2 separate regions of the Homo sapiens genome follow, and region 1 is linked to region 2. A link is an interaction called in ENCODE POLR2A ChIA-PET data of the cell type or tissue named here. Cell type or tissue: A673. All regions are shown on one strand.

The links. ChIA-PET counts read pairs that join two places held together with the same protein. Peaks named below come from ENCODE experiments on the same cell type or tissue, not always from the same donor. Only the 100,000 strongest peaks of a DNase experiment are listed, where the experiment ranks them.
Region 1: POLR2A ChIA-PET joins it to region 2 with 10 read pairs; 2 of 35 experiments call an interaction of 5 or more read pairs at or near these places.

The regions. Positions count from the first base shown.
Region 1 is chr18:39,798,324-39,803,323 of GRCh38, reverse strand. No RefSeq gene overlaps it. Among named protein-coding and RNA genes, the nearest start is that of LINC01902, 41 kb to the left of the region's middle. In A673, no CTCF peak of the experiment used is centred here; DNase peaks (open chromatin) are centred at 2,993 and 3,443; H3K4me3 peaks cover 2,223 bases; H3K27ac peaks cover 1,035 bases.
Region 2 is chr18:40,210,596-40,215,595 of GRCh38, reverse strand. No RefSeq gene overlaps it. Among named protein-coding and RNA genes, the nearest start is that of LINC01477, 150 kb to the right of the region's middle. In A673, no CTCF peak of the experiment used is centred here; a DNase peak (open chromatin) is centred at 2,885.

The DNA of each region.
Region 1 (5,000 bases), 410 kb after region 2:
AATGCAAAAGATTAGTTTTAGGTAAAAAAGCTGGAGATTATAGAACTTTTAGTGTTTTGTATGATGCATGTGTCACACAAAAGACATGCATGTCATGTACAAGTCACACATGATACATTAATTTATAACTACAGGACACATACACGTCACTTGCTTGTCACACATGACACACACGTGATATGAGGAGCACACTCAACAAATGACATCTATGGCACATACATGTCACATGCATCACACATATCGCACACACGGCATATGTATGGTGCATACATGTCACATGTCATACATGACGTTTATAGAGTGCACAAAACACATAACATGTCACATGATACACATGACGTGAAATTCATAATACACATGACTACATAACACGAAACGTACATGTCAGCCATAGTACATATGACACTTCACATATGACATAACACATGCATATGACACATATATAACATGTCGCATACGACACGCGTGACACATGCCTGTCACATATATGACGCATGTCATGTGTGGCATATGTGGTACATATGACACATTTCACGTCCCATGACACATGCACATCACACACTTGTCACGACACACATGATGCGTATATGTCAGGCATAACTCATTTATGACAAATACATGTCACATAAGGCACATGACAAATACATACCATAAACTCGCACATGACACATGCATGTGGCAGGCATGCATGTAACATGTAACACATACAGGTCACACACATACATGGCACACATGGACGTCACATGCATGTCATACATGGCACATTTATGTCACATGTATGACACAAAGTGTCACATAACACACATGACCAAATAGAACAAACATATGCCCATATCACATATGTATGACACACGTCACAGATGTGTGACACGTGCAACACATACACGTCACACACCTGGACACGTGAAACATTCATATCACATCCGTGTCACCTAGGACACATGAAACATCACAAAAGACACATGTGACACACATACCACCTATATGTCACCCATGACCAATTCATGTCACATATAACACACATGTTACATAGGTCGAATGCATGATGTATATACGACACATGACACATGTCATATATAACACATATGGAACAGAATGTCCCGCATTCCTGTTACGTGACATATGACATGCTTCACATACAACATAAAGGAAACAACACAATGGTGTGACATATGTATCATATATAACACATGTTGGATATGCATGTCACACACGACACATGCACAACACATGACACATGCGTGACACATGTACGACACATGAAAGACACGTGCACGTCACATGCATGACACATGCACGACACATGCATGACATATGCCACATATGACACATGACAAACAAGTGACACATACACTTCACATGCATGACATTTCCTACAGATTACAAAGGACACATGTGACACATACAGGTTTCCTGCAAGTTACATATTGCACATACATGACACATGCATGTCACATGTCGCACATAACATGCATTAGCGTGTGATACATGCATGTCGCATGTCACACATGACAAACGCCAGAGATATATGGTACACATATGCCATATATGACACTTATACATAACACCTACATGGAAAACGCCATATATGACAGCTACATGGCACGTGTATGCAGGATATGGCACGTATGACACATGCATATTACATACATGTGACAGATGACACATACATGTCATGTACATGTTACATATGACACACTACACATTATAAGACACACAGGACACGTCACACGTGACACACGTAAGTCACATATGGCACTTGCATGTTATGACACATGTAACATACATACCACATTCGTGCCACATCCGTGACACAGATGACAGGGACATGAAATATAACTCTCATTTGACACAAGTCACATATGACACATGCAAACGTCACATACACGTCGCACATGGCATGCATATTTACATAGAAACTAACGTCTTACGAACGACTTGTATGTGACATACATGTCACACACATGTCACACACAACACGTATGTCGCGTGTATAACACAACACACGTTCCATACGACGCGTGTCGCCTATGACACATATGACACACATTTGTCATGTATGACCCATATGATCCCTGTATGACACACCACATGCATGCCGCATGTCATATTTCACACCTATGTCACGTGACTCATGTCTTATACATGTCGCATAAGATGCATATTTGACACATGTCACATATTTGGCATATGAAACGACATACATTTCATATGCTGTATGACTAATGCATGTCACACATGGCATATGACAAATATATGCCACATATGACATACATCTATATGTCATTGTGGCTTATTTGTATCATAAGTGATATATATGTGTCGTGTGTGATATATGTCGTATTTTTGTCTTGTCATATATTATTTCACAGATTACCCATATGTCTATATGACACATATATGTCACATATGACACATATGTAAAATATATTTTTTCCTTCTACCCAATGCCAAGTTCAAGACAGGCACGTTTTCTCAGCATCTTCTTTTGTGAATCAGTGGACCTCTTTGGGTTCCTACTTTTATGGAGTGGTTCACTTTTAGTGGTCAAGTTGACACTCCACTTTGAATCAGCATTGTTTCATTTCTTGTTCTTATGCTTTAGGCTTATATTAGACAAAGCTGAAATATTCAATGTTACAATCAGGTTTGAAACTCAGTTACCTCCCTGGTGTCTAATTTTCACTTCATTTGGAGGAAAACAAAGTTTTAAAGTTTTTATGTAATACTTTAGGTCTTGTCTTTTTAATTCAGGAGGGTCACCATGTTATTATTTAGGAAAATGAGATTACATTTGACAATAGACCAATCTAATTTTTTCTTAATGTAGACATCTGGGCTATATGCAAAGTTGCTGTCTTAATTTGTCAATTAGAAAGAAATCCCTTTGAGACAGCCAAGTGACAGAGGGTCCCTGGAGAAATTCTAACCAGCCTCTCCACTGAGGTGAAGCCTCGGGAAGTTCGCCAGGTTTGCAGCATTGAGGAGCCTGGCCCCTCCCCTTCCTGTGTGGAACTTGGGATTCGAACGGCAGGCGGGAAGTGCTCTAGCAGGGGAGTCTGACCTTGTGAGGGAATACCTGTGTCCCCCCTTTTTTCCCCTTTTTACCCAATAAAACCCTGCCTTACTCACCCTTTAAATCATCTGCGAGCCTGAATTTTCATGGCCGTGGGACGGACAAGAACTTTATCTTCAGCTGAACTAAGAAAAAGTCCTGCAACATTTTTGGCGCGCAATGTGGGGGCACCAGAAGCGGTGAGTGAAATGGAGACTCAAAACCTCTCACTGTTGCTTGACCTTTTCCTTCCTTTTTTGGGACCAACTGGTGAGCAGTGTCTCCCCTCCACCCCCAACTCCCTGCCGGAATGGGAGGCACGGCTCAAGGATCCCGGGGCAGCTGGCTGGCATTTTCCGCCATGAACGGCTGGAGCCTTCCCCTTCCCCGCCAAGAGATTCAGCTCCATCAGCCAGTAATCAAACTTTTCTCCCTGGTGGAGAAACCACTTGCATAAGAATAAGAGGTTCTTCCCCAGGATTTTTTTTTTTTTTTTTTTGAGACTGAGTCTCGTTCCGTCGCCCAGGCTGGAGTGCAGTGGCGCGATCTTGGCTCACAGCAAGCTCCGCCTCCCGGGTTCACGCCATTCTCCTGCCTCAGCCTCCCAAGTAGCTGGGACTACAGGCACTCGCCACCACGGCTGGCTAATTTTTTTTCTGTATTTTTAGTAGAGACGGGGTTTCACCGTGTTAGCCGGGATGGTCTTGATCTCCTGACCTCGTGATCCGCCTGCCTCGGCCTCCCTAAGTGCTGGGATTACAGGCGTGGGCCACCGCACCGGGACTTCCCTAGGCATTTTTAAACTGTTTATTTTCTTTCCCTTTCTGTACCCAATCAGCAAGTTAAGTTTTAAAGTTTTTTTTTTCTTTTAGAAGATGTTTTGCTAGGCCAGGCACCCCCCGCCCCCCGCCGCCGCCCCCTCCCGCCCGCAACAACCATCACTGTTTATATTTTCTGCAAAGTTTTGGTTGTGAAATTAAGCCTCCATCTTGCTTTATATCCTGCGGGCCATGGCCGGTAACCACTTGGCAAAGCTTTGTTTGGCAAGCCTGCCATAGGGGATGAGCCCTTTCTGGTTTGACATCTGCATGTTTTCCTAGAGCTGTCTCTTAAAGGGCCCCACCCAGCGACTAGGTTTTCTTCTACCTGTATGTGTACTGTGTGTGATGTGTGTAAGAAGAGCTCTGATTAATTTGGCTTAAAGAAAGACAAGTCCTTTGATCAAGTATTTTGTAAGGGAAGTGAAAAGCTATGGTACCTTTCAGCTCACGTGATTTTAATCTTTAAGAAATAAAAACAGTCCTAAAGACTATTAGTAAAATGTATGTCAGGTGCAAGGTATGCTAAGTGTTTTGAGGTTACAAGCTGCTTTTTGGGTTTTGAGAACTATTTGACTTGCTGGCTTCACAATTGGTAAGGCCTGGGAACATATGGAATTAACCACACCCTTAACTAAGAAGGCCAATCTTGGCTTTAGTTAGCACGCAATTAAAGCAACTTACCAAGTTTTACCTTACAGTTAAAAATTGCTAGGCTACTAGAAATAGATTTACATCCAAGGTGTGTAAAAACAGTAAAATGTGTTTTTTAGTAAAGATTATAAGAAGGCATGGAATGTAAACTTTTGCCTAGGGTTAAAGGATTGTTTTGTGTTAAATTAGGAAAGCTGAAGGTTCAAAGAAGTGGTGGAAGAATTGTGGAATTAATCTTTTAGAAGAGGTTCTCTGTGTGAACATAGTGACGAAATTCAAAAACAGGGTATTATACGGTTTTCTGTAAATTGAGCATTGAAATAAAAGCATAACAAGATTTTCCTAAGGCATTAATCTGCTCTTTGGCAATATTTGTAAAGGTTTATAAAGGTTTTTGCTTCTTTAAAACTTCTGCATCATCATTTGGGCAAAATGAGTAACTTATGGTAATCTTGAATTCTGTTTTGTAATAT
Region 2 (5,000 bases):
AGGAATCTTAGGAAAATGTTTATTGAATAAATTTTATGAGCCAGGCAAGTATAGCTTGCACATGAGGCAAGTCACTTTAGGTGGAGAAGAGGGTCAGTGAAATTAGATAGTATATTGTCAAAATGGTTCAAAATTTTTGTTGTATATTGTAAAGTTTTATTAGGAAATAACTTTAAAAATCCAAAGTACTATCACTGTTGCTGCTATTGTTCTTTTTCATTTTGTTTGAGGGTTGGTCATTTGGTGGTAAATTTTGGTTTGACAGGTATTGAGGACTTGGGGAAAAGTTAATGAAGTAATTCAGAAAAGAATGCATTGAACCAATGTTCAATGTGCTAATGATTTTTTTGCTGTTTCCAGAAGTAATCAGAATTTCATTTTAATGATGGTTGAATCCAATTTTTCTCAATATTAATTAAGTTTTGGTTGAAGCATTTACAAAAAATAAAGAATAAACTTCAGAAAATAAAAAATTATAAAATATTATACACTAAAAAAACATTAAATATTTTCTTATTTAAGATTTTGATATTTCATTTGGTTTATCTTATCTACTTCTTATTCCTTTCAGAACTTTTCAATAGCTTTTGAAATTTTTAAAAGGTTAAAACTTTTTAGATTTTATTCCCAAATTATTCAAGCCTAAATGTTACATTTTAATGATGAAAATACATATTAAATTATATTTAAATAGTGAATTGAATAAAATTAATACTGGTGTACAATTAATTTTATAATCCTAAATTTAAAAATATTTTTGTAATTAAAATTTAAATTATATAAATATAAAATTTAAATTTAAAAATTACCCTAGTCATATTGAATTTAAAGTTATTTTTATTTTAAATTAAATATTAATTTTTTTAAATTCAGAAGCATTTGAAAGAAATTACCAGAAAAATCCTATCACATAAGACGTTGCTAACCTTTGGAAGCCATGAAAGTCAGTCTGAATAATTCCACTTGGTAGCAGTTTGCACAAATAGCCAACATCAAAAGGTTTACTCAGTCAATGATAAGAAAAGAAAGTTCATATTATCAGAAAGAATTATTATATCCCCCTATATGATTGCAATCATAAATTTGAAGTATATTAAATATAAATGCAAAATTTTAAAGAAAGAATTAAATGGTTTGAAATGCCAATAATTCTTAGGCTAAAAACTAAAGATTGCCCAGGTCAGGGGATCACTCGAAGTCAGGAGTTTGAGACAAGCCTGGCCAATATGGTGAAACCTCGTCTGTAATAAAAACACACAAAAAAAACATTACCTTGGTGTGGTGGTGCATGCTTGTAATCCCAGCTACTTGGATGGCTGAGGTGGAAGGATTGTTTGAACTCGGGAAGCGGAGGTTGCAGTAAGCCAAGACTGTGCCACTGCACTGCAACAGAATGAGACTCCATCTCAAAAAAAAAAAAAAAAAAGATTGACAAAACAAAAAGTGAAATAGAAGTTTAGAAACATACCAGCTCAATCTTAAAATGTAAAATAAAAAAGCAGAAAAATACATGCCAACATTTTTGTTACTGTGATAAAATATACTTTTATAAAACATTTACTATTGAATATTCCTAGTAAAATTCTTATAGGTTCATTTTTAAAATATTAAACTTTTGGTGAAATAGTTATTTGGGAAATTAATCATTTGATGAATCAACTTTCAGCTGTTTCTAGTGAATTGACTCACAGCTAAATAATAATCACCTAAACCAAAGTTATGAGATTAAAATCTCATGGAAAAGAACAAAAAGTTGTGAGATATGAATACCAATTAAAAAAATAGAGTCAGAGACAGTTAAACCATTTGCCAAAGTCTCCCAGCTAGTTAGTATCCAAACTAGCACAGAGTTCAAGTGAACAGATTTGTCTTCTGGTGTCTTTTCAGCTTTGTAACCCTTGTTACAGGAAACAAAGAGGTGGAACAATATAATAACTATCTTTGTTCATTTTGTGAAAAATTATTACACGATGCCTCCAGTGCTACTCAGTGACAGTGGTTATCTCTGGATATGGAAGAACAGATTATTTCTGTTTTCTTCTTTGTGTGTGTGTGTGTGCCTTTTTTTGTATTTCATAATTATTTTCAATTTATATGCTTTTATTACCTTGAGAAAAATCAGTACAATTTATTATGTTTAATGTGGAAAAGTACTTGGAATAGTAACCTATAGTAACATATACTTAGTTCATTGATTTGTTAAATTTACATTATAATAAATAACTTATTTGCTTGATGGGAATATGTTTTTGTCAATTTACACAGTCTGTGGTTCCAAAGATACTTTAAGTAGCAGAGTATTGTTGTTTTATTATGTCTAAGTATTACCCAAACAAGATGTATCAGTGAGAATAAGCAAAGCTCATACTGATATAAGTAACCTCCAAATCTCAGAAAGTTTATATTTCTTCCTCAAATAAATACAATGTATGAATATACATGGATGTGTGTGTTTGTGTGTTGCCAGGGCTAGGATGGCTCTATTCCATATTACCCACTGATGAACAAGAGAAGAAAAAAGATAGAGAATTGAGAATGGGCTTTTTGGTCAGAAAGTAAGTTTATTTTTGCTCACTTTTCATAAGTCATAAAAATTACATGGCTCACCTCATGGCAAGAAAAATGATCAGTGTAGCCTTTTCAGGTTCAGGAAAGAAAAGAAAGTGGACTATTGATGAATGGTAGTAATGCATACGAGATAAGACATTTTTCTTTTTTCCTCAGTTATAAGGGTTTTCTAAAGCTTGATGCCATCTTGGAAAATTACTCTTCCCCTGTACTTTCAATCTAGTGGCTCTGGTTTACCCCAGAAGCTTAAAAAAAAAAAAAAAAAAAAGGACATTCCTTTGACATCTATCAAACTCTGAGGATTAGGGGAGGACAAATGAGAGATAATGTATGTAAAGCACTTTGACTAGCTCAGCAGGAAGGAGCTATCTACATTCAAGGCACTATTAAAAAATATGCTGATGAAACAACCTCTAGAAAGATGAAGCAAAAGAGAAAAGAAACAATTGTCAGCCCCCTTCTGCCTCCCTCAATTTCCCAAGGACCAAAAACAGCAAGACTTTCCAACATTGTCATCTCATGTTAATCCATTTTCAGCGGTTCCATGACTTTAGCCGCTCTGGCCAATACTAGTGTATCAATAGTATCGCAATGGCCAACTAAAAGACTCTCTACAGAGCAAGTTTGACTCTATCTCTGGAATCCTTAAAACATTAACAAGGATATTGTCTGTCTCTGTAACTTTAAAAGTCATTATGATTAGCATCTCCTGTGTTTAATCAGTGTCCACTCTGCTGTTGACTGGCTAGATTTGCATATAAAATGCCTTATGCAGATAGCTAGGTCCTCTCCTTGTGTTTAAGGAAAATGAGCTGTTGGAGAGTAAAAACTAACCCCTAATTTGAAGAGGCAAGATAATGCAAATGAAGGGAGATGCAAATCTGGCAGTTTGTGTCAATGTAAATAAATCCCTTAATAAATACTTCTTATAAGAAAGGGGAAAAAAATAACAGCAACAACAAAAATCTGCTACCTGGGAAGGGCTGCATGCTTTAGTAAGTGCTCATGACTTCATGAAAGGCTCCTTCTCTTACATTGGTATTATTTTCTCTTCCCATGTTTTCTTAAACAGAGGAAATGACATGGGCCTTCATTTAGAAAATTTTACAGTTCTTTAGGACGTATTTTTAAAATCTGTAATTGAAAGGATTCTAGTAGATGATATTAACGTCCTTCAATTACTTTTGTGTATATATGTGATATGGTTTGGATTTGTGCCCCCACCTAAATCTCACGTCCAGATGTAATCCCCAATGTTGGAGGAGGGACTTGGTGGGAGATAAGTGGATTATGGGAGAAGATTTCCCCCTTGCTGTTCTCATGATAGAAGTGGGCATTCTTGAGAACTACTTGTTTTAAAGTGTGTGGCACCTCCCCCTTTATTCTCTTCTCCCCCTGCTCTGGCCATGTAAGACGCCCCACTTTCCTCTATGCCTTCTGCCATGATTGTAACTTTCCTGAGGCCTCACCAGCCATGCTTCCTGTATAGCCTGTGGTACTGTGAGCCAATTAAAACGTTTTTCTTTATAAGTTACCCAGTCTTAGGTAGATCTTTATAGCAATGTGAGAACAGACTAATATAAGATTACAACAGGAAAAGCACAGCAATATCTCCAAAACCAATGTTGTGTGCTTTGATCACTTTTGTAATGTTCTGTCAAATTTCGAATCCAAATTTATGCTTCAGAATAAGCTACTTGTCTTGTTTAGATTGGGTTGATACAGCCCTGCATAAGTTATGTGGTTACATTTAAGGATTGTGTTGCAGTACCAAGAAACCTGTCTTTCTGTCCTTGTGACTCTCTGGAACACAAATAAACAAAGTTTTAATAAGTAGATTCTTGAGACTAATTAAGTGCTCTCCAACTGTCAAGCTGAATATCAGTGGGACTTGAGAAAGGAGCATTTCTACTCATGCTACAAAAAAAAAAAAGCCTTTCCGAACACAATTTATATAAACATGAAATGTTGGGTCTCAGAACATGATACCCCAAAACATGGCACCTTGACAATTGAGAAAAACTGCAAAAGTGAGGTCAGTCTCACTTTCCCTCACCTTTGTCTGTGAAGCATGGTCATAAAGGAATTCTCTGACTTACCTCACCTGAAGTAGGTCATGAGATGCTCATTCTGGAGGGCTCCTGATCTATATTCAGAGGAAAGGAATGCCATACAGAGAGGCTAAGAATAATCTGAACAAACAGGTCTTGCTGAGTTCCCTTTCATTTATTACCATTAATTAGGTCATATCTCTTTTTATCCAATTATATGTCTACATGACAATCCATTTTTAAAGAAACCTAAGCATAAAAATACACTATTTGCCACAGGTCTTTGGGTCTTCAATTCTGAAGGCTCTGTGTCACATAAAACTTTGATTGATAAATTTGTTATGCTTTTCTCTTGTTAATATGTCTTTTTTTAATAGGGAT